Linked DNA regions of Homo sapiens: region 2 is linked to region 1. Evidence: chromatin contacts called from ENCODE Hi-C or POLR2A ChIA-PET data. All regions are on one chromosome and are shown on one strand. The core of a region is the stretch at or near the end of the contact, and the rest is flanking DNA. Distances in the headings are between cores, read along the strand shown. Region 1 overlaps CAMK1D (calcium/calmodulin dependent protein kinase ID). Region 2 overlaps CAMK1D (calcium/calmodulin dependent protein kinase ID).

Region 1 (5,265 bases), core at 1,685-4,184:
GCCCTGCAGAAGACACTCTAAAGATAGTCATTTCCTCATACTATACTCATCCAGGGTGCACAGGGGAAGCACTGAGTGTTAACCACCATCACATCTGGGATTTGGGCACCCACCTCTGCGATTTCAGGGGGCTTGGAAGGCCTCCATCCTCAGAAAAAAAAATCTGCACCCATTCAACAGTCAACACTGGAAACTTGACCCAGACTTCCAACTCTGTGAAGTACAATAGCAAGTTGTTAGCAGTCTCTTCTACTTAGAGTGAATGGGGTTGGGAGAATTAGAGGGAATGATGGCTGTGAAGGGAGTGGAGCTTGGAAAAGAGGTTTCCTGGCACTTTAGGAAATACCCTCGTATTTCCCAGGCTTGTGTTCATCAAGTGAAGTTGCTCTGTTGAGATCCTGAAATGCCAAGCTTATTTCAACATGGCTGGAGGAGCCATGAACCCATGTCTATTTAACAAGCATGTATTAAATAGGTATTTTTATGCTATAGGTAATTTGTTGTCCCAAATCCACACTTCCCATTTCAGCTAATATTGACATTTGCTGAATACTCCTCAGGGTCTACAGAGAACCAACATTCTGCTGTTAGAACAGACAGAAAAATCACAGTCCCAGTGACTCCTCAGAACAGACTGCATCTTTCTGAGGACAAAAGCCCCTTGTAGGATCCACAAGAAGTGATTCCAGTTACGTGACACCTTTCTTCTGGGATCTGTGGCATTGCAATGATGAGCTGAGCTCGCTGCAGGCATTGATTTGAAAAGGATTCAAGGATGACTTTGGAGTCAACCCAATAAAATCAAACTCAAATCAACAAAAGTACAAATCAACTCAGGCTGTCTCTGCCACAGGCCAACTCCCAGGTCCATGTTAGCTGTTAGAGGACAGTCCATGAAATAAGTCATCAAATTATAAGCCTTGTGAATTGATCAATAAGGTCACTCAATTTTATGAATTAGAGGCTGGAAGAAGTGTGGGGTAGTTCATTTGAAATAATCCATGTATTCCTGGAAGAGTTCACATAAATCAAAATTTTCCATATAAAAGAGGAAACCCGATAAAGAGACCTTGAGGAGAAGCCTATTTTAATGAAAAAATTTAGCTCCTAAAATGATGAGAACATATGAACATAATGCGAGGGACAGCTGACACCGGGGCCTCCTTCAGGGTGGAGGATGGGAGGAGGAAGGGGATCAGAAGAAATCACTATTGGTTACTAGGCTTAGTAGTTGGGTGATGAAATAATCTGTACAACAAACCCCCATGACATGAGTTTACCTATATCACAAACTTACACATGTACCCCTGAACCTAAAATAAAAGGTGTTTTTTTTCTTTTAATTAGCTCCTAAATTTCTCCTTTTGCCCAGTTTTGTTTTATGTGTGAATTTTTTTATTTTTACATTTTTAGAGACAGGATCTCATTCTGTCACCCACGCTGGGGTGTAGTGGTGCGATCATGGCTCACTGCAGCCTCAAACTCCTGGGCTCAAGTGATCCTCCCTTCTCAGCCTCCCAAGTAGCTGAGACTACAGGCATGAACCACAGTGCCTGGTAATGCATGAAATGTTTTAAAAGTGGGCCCCTCGGGGCTGTAAGCCTCTGGCTCACTGCCTGTAACACAAAGATTAAACTGAGAGAGACCCCAAATTCCACGGCTCTGCTTCATTGCTGCCTTTTTATAAAATCTTGTAACAGAGAAGCTGGCATTTTGGCTGGGCTACAAAGAAGGAGTTTACTCAGCAGATAGTTGTACTAGGGTTCTCCAGAAAAACAGAACTAATAGTGTCTGTACGTGTGTGTGTGTGTGTGTGTGCACGCGCACACATGCACACGTGGGTACATGGTGCATGATTTATCATAAGCAATTATAAGAGACTGACAAGTCCCCGCCAGGTGCAGTGGCTCATGCCTGTAGTCCCAGCACTTTGGGAGACCGAGGCAGGCAGATCACGAGGTCAGGAGATCAAGACCATCCTGGCTAACACAGTGAAACCCCATCTCTACTAAAAATACAAAAAATTAGCCAGGTGTGGTGGTGGGCACCTGTAGTCCCAGCTACTCCAGAGGCTGAGGCAGGAGAATGGCCAGAACCTGGGAGGCGGAGCTTGCAGTGAGCTGGGATCGTGCCACTGTACTCCAGCCTGGGTGACAGAGCGAGACTCTGTCTCAAAAAAAAAAAAAGAGACTGGCAAGTCCCAAGACTCATAGAATTAATAGCATGTGTACGTGTGTGTGTGCACTGCATGGGTGCTTCATTTATTGTACAAAATTATAAGATGCTGGCAAATCCCAAGACCTGTAGCGTACGTCAACAAGCTGGAGACGAGACTCTCTGCTAATCTTGTGGCACTCTGCCGTGGTCCCTGGGAAGGAAACTGCCTTCAAATCAGGCCGTCTGGGTGACATGGTAGCCAGAGCCTGGGATGGACACCAAAGACTCACTCTGGGCTGAATTTGGCTCTGTTAAGCGAACAGCGCTGCTACAAGAGACAGACGCATACTCACAGGGCTATCAGGTCTTAAGCCCTAGTTAATATGCTGGGAAAAAAATAATATGACATCTTGGCATATTTAGCAATTTTCTTCTGAAAGTTCCAACCCTCCCTTATCGGTGACCCTGTTTGAACTCATGACTCCTCGAGAAAACGTTAACATTTCCTGTTTGCAGATAAAGAAGCTGAATTAGAGTTTTGAGCGGTGTGGCAGAGACGCCACAATCTGGTAGTCACAATCGAAGCCCCACCCTCCCTTCCAGGACTCCCAAAGCACCTACAGGCCCAACGAGCAGTGCCTCTGCAGCCTGCAGACCCACCGGCTCCCTGTGACCAGCCCTCCCCTCTCCTCCACCTGGGACAGGCAGGTGGCAGCAGACACATTTGCAGCTGGGGCCACCTCGCCACTGAACCTGGGGCCCAAGCTTCACCACCATTGTGCTGCCTGTTTCTACTCCCTCCCCCACGACAGGGGGCACGAGGAGCTCCACAACCAGAAAGAATCCCCAGGAAGCTCTGACCATCCCAGGAGCCACCACTGGCCACAGTCCTTCTGCTCCCCAGGGACAGCCGAGAGGCAGCCACGTCTCTCTACCCCAGGAGCTCCTCCTCCCCTAGCTCGGTCTCACTCACTCGCTGTAATAATCTGCCTTAGCCATGTTCGCTAAAAATACACTTCGCCTCTCGGTTACACTTACTAATGCATTCTATTTCAGGCCCGTGTGCATTCTTGCTTAGAAATACCCGTATGGGGAGCGGTGAAAACATGCAAGACGTGAAGGCGACTTTCCTTCCCGAAAGCCTCCTCTCTGTCCGGCTGTGCTCAGCACACCAATCTGAAAAGCAAATCTTTCCACACCAGATGGTAATCGGTGACATTACAGAAAAGGCCTGGGGTAGGAGGAGAAGGGAAGAAGCCAGTAAGGGCAGAGATTTCTGCGGGGCACACCATGAGGTACCCCTGCTTCCTGGTCATCACACCTGCCCTCCCATGACACGCCCAGCCCAGCCCCACCCCCTCCCCCCCAGAGTCACTGTGCCCACAGGAGCAGCTGCAGAGTGGCCTCTCCACTGGAGTCACATGCCACATGTTAGAAACCTGGAGAACATCTCAAGAGAGCCACAAGCTAGGCTCTCCTCCACGAGCTGCCCCCTGGAAGACACTTTCCACATCTGAGGCCAGGGGACGTCATCGCTTCCACTGCTGAGTGGTCCCCGTGAATGAGCTCACCCTCCCCGCAGCTATTTCCCTGCCTGGCTTCCACCATCTTGGAAGAACAAGTAAGCTCAGCTGCCAGTGGCTCCCTGACTTGGCTGGTGTTTCCAAGAACTTCTGCTCTCTCCTATAATTAAGGAGGATAATGACAGCTCTCCATCTCCGATCTCTGCCTTCCTGCAGGGAAGGAGGCAGAAGAACGATTGTGTGATCCCTGTTTAAAGTCCTTAATCATGTTTCTTCTTCCTGTTTTAGCCCAGGATCTCCTGTAATTGGCCCTCCTCCCTCCAAACACAGAGTTCACGCGTTTTCCTGTATCTGGAGGTGAAACACGAAGAGAGATGGCGACTTGGTGTTGCCAGCCGCAGAGCAGGCGGGGCCGGAAGCAGGGATTGCAATGCCCGGTGGGAAGCTGAAAGCAGGGAGGAGGCTGAGCCGGAGCTCAGAGCCCAGCTGGTGCATATTTATGTCTTCCTTATTGCAAAGCTCATGGGTGACAGACACTTGGATGCGCGCAGTGAAGCATTTGGAACGCCACCCAAGCCTGCCTTCTACGAGTCCAGGATTGTGGCTGCGGGCACCAACCTCACACCCCCATGAAGTCACCGGGTCACCAGCTATAAAATCAGCTCATTAAGAAAATTAAAACTGGAGGCCAAGCACAGTGGCTCATGCCTTTGGGAGCACTTTGGGAGGCCGAAGTGGGTAAATCACCTGAAGTCAGCAGTTTGAGACCAGCCTGGCCAACATGGCAAAACCTGATCTCTACTAAAAATACAACAATTAGCTGCTCATGGTGGTGCACGCCTGTAATCTCAGCTACTAGGGAGGCAAAGGCAGGAGAATCACTTGAACCTGGGAGGCGGCGGTTGTAGTGAGCCGAGATCACGCCACTGCACTCCAGCCTGGGCAACAGAGTGAGACTCTGTCTCAAAAAGGAAAAAAAAATTAAAATTGGATCTCTTTTTTTAGAGGCCAGGTGTGATGACTCCAGCCTGTAATCCCACTGCTTTGGGAGGCCCAGGCGAGAGGATCACTTGAGGCCAGGAGTTTGAGATGACCCTAAGCAACATAACAAGACCACATCTCTACAAAAAATAAAATTTATAAATAAATTTTTAAAAAATAGAAATTAAAGAAAAATTAAACATGAGACTGCTGTAATCCCAGCACTTTGGGACGCAAAGGCGGGCAGATTGCTTGAGCCCAGGAGGTCAAGAACAGCCTGGGCAACACAGCAAGACCCTGTCTCTACAAAAAATGCAAAAGTTAGCCAGGCGTGGTGGTGCACACCTGTAGTCTCAGCTACTTGGGAGGCTGAAGTGGAGGACTGCTTGAGCCCAGGAGGTTGAGGCTGCAGTGAGCTATGATCACGCCACTGCACTCCAGCCTGAGTGACCAAATGAGACCTTGTCTCAAAGAAAAATTAAATTAAATTAAAATATAAAGCATGAGACTGAATGATGCTCCACAAACACAGAATGGAGTCTCCCACAGGGTAGAATATAGGGGCTACACCCAGGTCCACCCAGACAGCAATGCAGGGCAGGGA
Region 2 (5,265 bases), core at 792-3,291, 37 kb after region 1:
TGATAGCCGCCAGGCAGTCAAAGCATGAGTTTTTCATCCTTCTTTTATTCTGGAACAATGGGAGTTTCCTTAGACAGGTAACCCAATAGACCCAGCATTTAGCCTCCTTGAAGAAAACACCAGAGTCTCAAATAACAAAACAAAACTAAATGCAAAGGGCTGTCCAAGTCCTCACTGTAACTCGAAATGGCATTGGGAACATTTATGGAGACTAGAAAATACAAGACCTCAAACCTGCTGGGTCTCAGACCAGGACACAGCCTCCTTCTCTCTGGCCAGTACACAAGTCATCAAACCACTGTCCATGTGTGAGCTGCCCAATCTACAAGCCAAGCCCAGCTGGAGACACCACTAACCCATCCCTATTTATTCTCTTAACCAAATAACTTCCAGATTTCCATTTCACCTGGCTAGAGAGCCACGTTTATGTCTCTAAAGCTTCGATCCTTCTTTAAGAACAAGAAATTAACAAAATCACAACGGCTCTTCCTAATGGTATTAAACATAAAACTTTCACGCTTATATAAACCTGAGAGCTCATGGAGTTAGTTCCACCTCCTCATTCCCCACACGAAGAGACTGTGGAGCTGTAAACTCAGTATATAACCCAAATGTAACTGGGGAAACTGGAATACAAACTGGATATTAAGAAATTAGTATTAATTGTATTAGTTGTGATAATGCTATTTTAATTACATAGGGAAACTTCCTTCTTCCTTCCTTCCTTCTTTCCCTTTTTCCTTCCCTCCTTCCTTCTTTCTCTCTCTCCCCACCCTCCCTCCCTTCCTTCCTTCTTTCCTTCCTTGGGTGAAGGAACAGAGATTGACACTACTGTTAGTATGGGTGTAACATCAAGATGTCTCCAATTTACTTTTTTTATATACGTGTGTATTTTTTTTGAGATGGAGTCTCGCTCTGTCGCCCAGGCTGGAGTACAGTGGTGTAATCTCGGCTCACTGCAACCTCTGCCTCCCAAGTCAAGCGATTCTCCCACCTCAGCCTCCCAGTTAGCTGGGATTACAGGCGCCTGCCACCATGCCCAGATAATTTCTATATTTTTAGTAGAGGTGGGGTTTCGCCATGTTGGCCAGGCTAATCTCAAATTCCTAACCTCCAGTGATCCACCCACCTAGGCCTCCCAAATGATTATAGGCGTGGGCCACCACGCCCGGCCAACATGTGTCTTTTTTTAAGCTTTACTGAGGTATGACTGACAAATAAAAATGGTATATATTTAGGTATACAACATGATGTTTTGATATATGTATACATCGTAACATGATGTTTTGATATATGTATACATCGTAACATGATGTTTTGATATATGTATACATCATAAAATGATCACCATGATCAAGCTAACATACCTATCAACTGCCATCATCACCCCTTGTGTGCGTGTGATGATGGCACTTGAGATCTACTCTCTTAGCAAATATCTTCACTTTTTTTTTTTTTAAACAGCTGGCCTGACCTAGGGTATACACAGCTGGTTAGTGGACGAGCTGGTTAACAGCAAGCGTGGTTCCTGCCAAGGCTGTTTTCAACATGCTATACTCTCAACACGGGAGCAGCTACACAAGACGACGGGGCCCTTCACACAGCCACACGGACCCTGCCCACTCAGCTTGGGGAGGTTCTACGTGCTCCCAATGAGGATGGCAGACAAGCCACACTTCAATGAGAGTAACTTGCTAGGTTGGCCTCTTTATCTGATTTTAATGGCCAAATACTCATGTAACATCGGCCCAGGTAACATTTGTTCTGAGTTTCAAAGACCACATCAGTGCACCAAGGAACTGGAATCTTTCATAACATAGTAACATGACGTAATAGAATCTGGATAGAATCATACAATAACAATCACAAACCGCTTGCTGTGTACCAGGAACTATTCTAAGTGTTTACAAGAATGATCTCAGTAAATCACAACATCCGATGAGATTATTATCTCCATCACATTGATGAAGTAACCAGGGCACAGAGAAGTTAAGAAAACCACCAAAACCACGGAGCCCTACACGACAGTCAGCGTTTTGGATGACTCAGCCGTACGTGCCCCTGTGATCACACTCCATTTCCGGATAGTCACATTTCATGTTTTTCACCGGGAGGAATGGTCCGGGGATAATTTCTTCTCATTCCTTTCTTTAAAAATAGTACAAAAGGATAAAAACAAAAAGTAAAAGAGAAAAATAAAATCTGCCACAGAGGCTAAAACAACATATCTGATGTCGAAAAAATGTTTTTCACTTTGTTTTTCTCAACAAAAATTCAAATCACTCAAGTACTGCTTGACTCTTCTCCAAACAAACCTAGGCAAGAAGTCCGTAGTATCTCTAAACAAACCCAGGCAAGAATCCACACGGCTCTACAGTTTCTCCTCCAGAGAACTCTGTGGGCCAGGCATGGTGGCCCATACCTGTAATCTCAGCAACTTTGGGAGGCTGAGGCAGGAGGATCACTTGAGGCCAGGAGTTCAAGATCAGCCTGGGCAATATAGAGAAACAAAAAAAAAATAAAAATTAAAATAAGCAAAAATAAAAATACAAAAAGTAAAAATAAGTAAAAAATCCAGGCATCGTGGCTCACGCTTGTAATCCCAACACTTTGGGAGGCCAAGGCAGGAGGATCACTTGAGGCCAGGAGTTCAAGATCAGCCTGGGCAATATAGAGAAACAAAAAAATAAATAAATAAAAATAAGTAAAAATAAAAATACAAAAAGTAAAAGTAAGTAAAAAAGTCCAGGAGTCGTGGCTCATGCCTGTAATCCCAACACTTTGGGAGGCCAAGGCAGGAGGATCACTTAAGGTCAGGAGTTCGAGACTAGCCTGACCAACATGGTGAAACCCTGTCTCTACTAAAAACAGAAAAAAATTAGCCAGGTGTAGTGGCACACACCTGTAATCCCAAATACTTGGGAGGCTGAGGCAGGACAATCACTTGAATCCAAAGGCAGAGGTTTCAGTGAGCCGAGATTGTGCCATTGCACCCTAGCCTGGGCAACAAGAGCGAAACTCCATCTCAAAAAATAATAATAATAAAAATAAGTAAAAAAAATAAATCAGCCAAGCATGGTGATACATACCTGTAGTCCTCGTTACTCAGGAGGCTGAGGCAGGAGGATCACTTGAGTCCAAGAGTTCAAGACTACAGTGAACTACAAAATTAACTTAAAATCAATATTTTTTTTTGAAATAGGATCTCACTCTATCACCAAGGCTGGAATGCTGTGGCACAATCTTGGCTTACTTCAGTCCCAACCTCTCAGGCTCAGGCAATCCTCCCACCTCACTCTTTTGAGTAGTTGGGACCCCAGGTGCACACAACTACACTCAGCTAATTTCTTAATTTTTTGGAGAGACGGGGTCTTGCTATGTAGCCCAGGCTGTTCTCAAACTCTTGGCCTCAAGCAATCTTTCTGTCTCAGCTTCCCAAAGTGTTGGGATTACAGGCATGAGCCACCACACCTAGCCCTAAAAATTTAAACATTTTAAAAAAGGAAAAAACTATCTGAAGGCTGCCCAGTGGCCAGCAGAGGCCTCTCATCATGATATATCAGAAAGTTACCAGTTATTCCCTTTAAGGACTCTAGGTGAGTTTCTGCAGAAAGAGTGACATGGGAAATAAATTGTTGTTGGCCTTCCAATACCTTTGCTAACTTCTCCAGTATTGATAATGACTTCGAACAAATCTTTATAATTTAATTACCTCTTGAAAGTGGTGCCTTCTGAAGCTAACACGAGATACAGACCATTCTGCAGAAGAATATACTCAGTAAAAAAAGACAGAGAGAGAGAGACACAGTGGAAAAAACTTAGACCCAAACACTGAGTTTCGAACATCCCAGAAAAGGAGACGTTGTCTTAAACAACCCATCCTAGACATGGCAAAATGTCTTAGGATGAATTGGGGAAGCTGCCAGTTGGGACACTCCCTAGTTCTATTCCAAAATCCCTTCCCTACATTTAGCCCAATTTAAGGTATCTCATGTAATTCTCAGAAAAGATCAAAGAATTCTCAAAGGAAGTCAACATCCAACTAAGATACAGCACACAGTATCTGACAGCAGGGAAGGAAGGGTAGACTCAAACCAGAACAACAAGGACAAAGAGTTCTAACTCCAAAGGGCTTGGGAATCACCGGCATAGAGCTTGCTGTAAAGTCTCCAACTGCAAAAAGAGAAAGGATTTATATCATGGCTACTATCCAGACTTTAGAAACATCTGAGCTTCCTCAAATACTAGTGTCAGAGGCACTGGAACCAGATCAACTCCATCTTGAGTAGGGACTGGGTAAAATGAGGCTGAGACCTACTGGGCTGCATTCCCAGGCAGTTAAGGCATGCTAAGTCACAGGATGAGACAGGAGGTCGGCACAAGATACAGGTCATAAAGACCTTGTTGATAAAACAGGCTGCGGTAAAGAAGCGGCCAAATCCCACCAAAACCAAGATGGCGACGAGAGTGACCTCTTGTTGTCCTCGCTGCTACACTCCTGTCAGCACCATGACAGTTTACAAATGCCAAGGCCACATCAGGAAGTTACCCTACATGGTCTAAAAAGGGGAGGCATGAATAATTCACCCCTTGTTTAGCATATCATCAAGAAATAACCATAAAAGTGGGAAACCAGCAGCCCTCGGGGCTGCTCTGTCTATGGATTAGCCATTCTTGATTCCTTTACTTTCTTAATAAACTTGCTTGCACTTTACTCTGTGGACTTGCCCTGAATTCTCTCTTGCACGAGACCCAAGAACCATCTCTTGGGGCCTGGATCATGACCCCTTTTCTGTAACACTAGCAGGCTGAAGGATGAAGTAATAATTGAGGCAAAGAGACTGTATTTCATATCTGCAAAAGAAATGAACAGTACTATCTGCAAATAACAGGTGCCTCCCACACAGAATACCTTTATTTCCCTCGCTGGGAACTTTTCATTCTTTTTCAAAATTTGTTATGGCTAAAATTAGCATTTGACATTCAGAAAAAAAACGCCAACATGTCTATATCTGCTATGATGACCTCACCATTCATTCACCTCTGAACTGACTTTCAAAACATAGTTAACTTCAGCCAGCAAACAACAGTCAGGCACAAAGATAAGGAAGACAATTAAAAGTTATACTAACAATAAAAACAAATGAGCAATATAATTCTCTGCAGTTGTCAGGACATGGTTTATGACTTTTACATTAAAAGGACTTTTTCTTTTTATTCTTACAGACAGGACAAAAGCAATGATGATCATGGCTAAAGGCAAGT

What was found. A loop is a pair of places that touch in the nucleus more often than their neighbours do. ChIA-PET counts read pairs that join two places held with the same protein, here RNA polymerase II (POLR2A). Pooled maps may share reads with other maps.
Region 2: a map of ascending aorta shows a loop between it and region 1 (4-fold over the local background). The contact joins two enhancer-like sites. A Hi-C loop is called at or near these places in 6 of 168 maps with a recorded cell type or tissue (CD8-positive, alpha-beta T cell, ascending aorta, chondrocyte and 2 more), 8 of 37 single-sample maps with no recorded cell type and 12 of 50 pooled maps. POLR2A ChIA-PET finds 5 or more read pairs at or near these places in 3 of 52 experiments (A549, GM12878 and H1).

Annotation. Positions count from the first base shown.
Region 1 is chr10:12,483,085-12,488,349 of GRCh38, reverse strand. The region is part of intron 1 of CAMK1D (calcium/calmodulin dependent protein kinase ID); the gene reads right to left. Among named protein-coding and RNA genes, the nearest start is that of MIR4480, 93 kb to the left of the region's middle. RefSeq lists enhancers at 2,932-3,191, 3,242-3,291. Within about 2 kb of position 2,934, at least 16 of the 41 ENCODE cell types and tissues checked have a DNase peak (open chromatin) inside an H3K27ac peak, as active enhancers do; they include ascending aorta, where a contact is called at or near this core.
Region 2 is chr10:12,445,632-12,450,896 of GRCh38, reverse strand. The region is part of intron 1 of CAMK1D (calcium/calmodulin dependent protein kinase ID); the gene reads right to left. Among named protein-coding and RNA genes, the nearest start is that of CAMK1D, 99 kb to the right of the region's middle. RefSeq lists an enhancer at 1,292-2,491. Within about 2 kb of position 2,041, at least 14 of the 41 ENCODE cell types and tissues checked have a DNase peak (open chromatin) inside an H3K27ac peak, as active enhancers do; they include ascending aorta, where a contact is called at or near this core.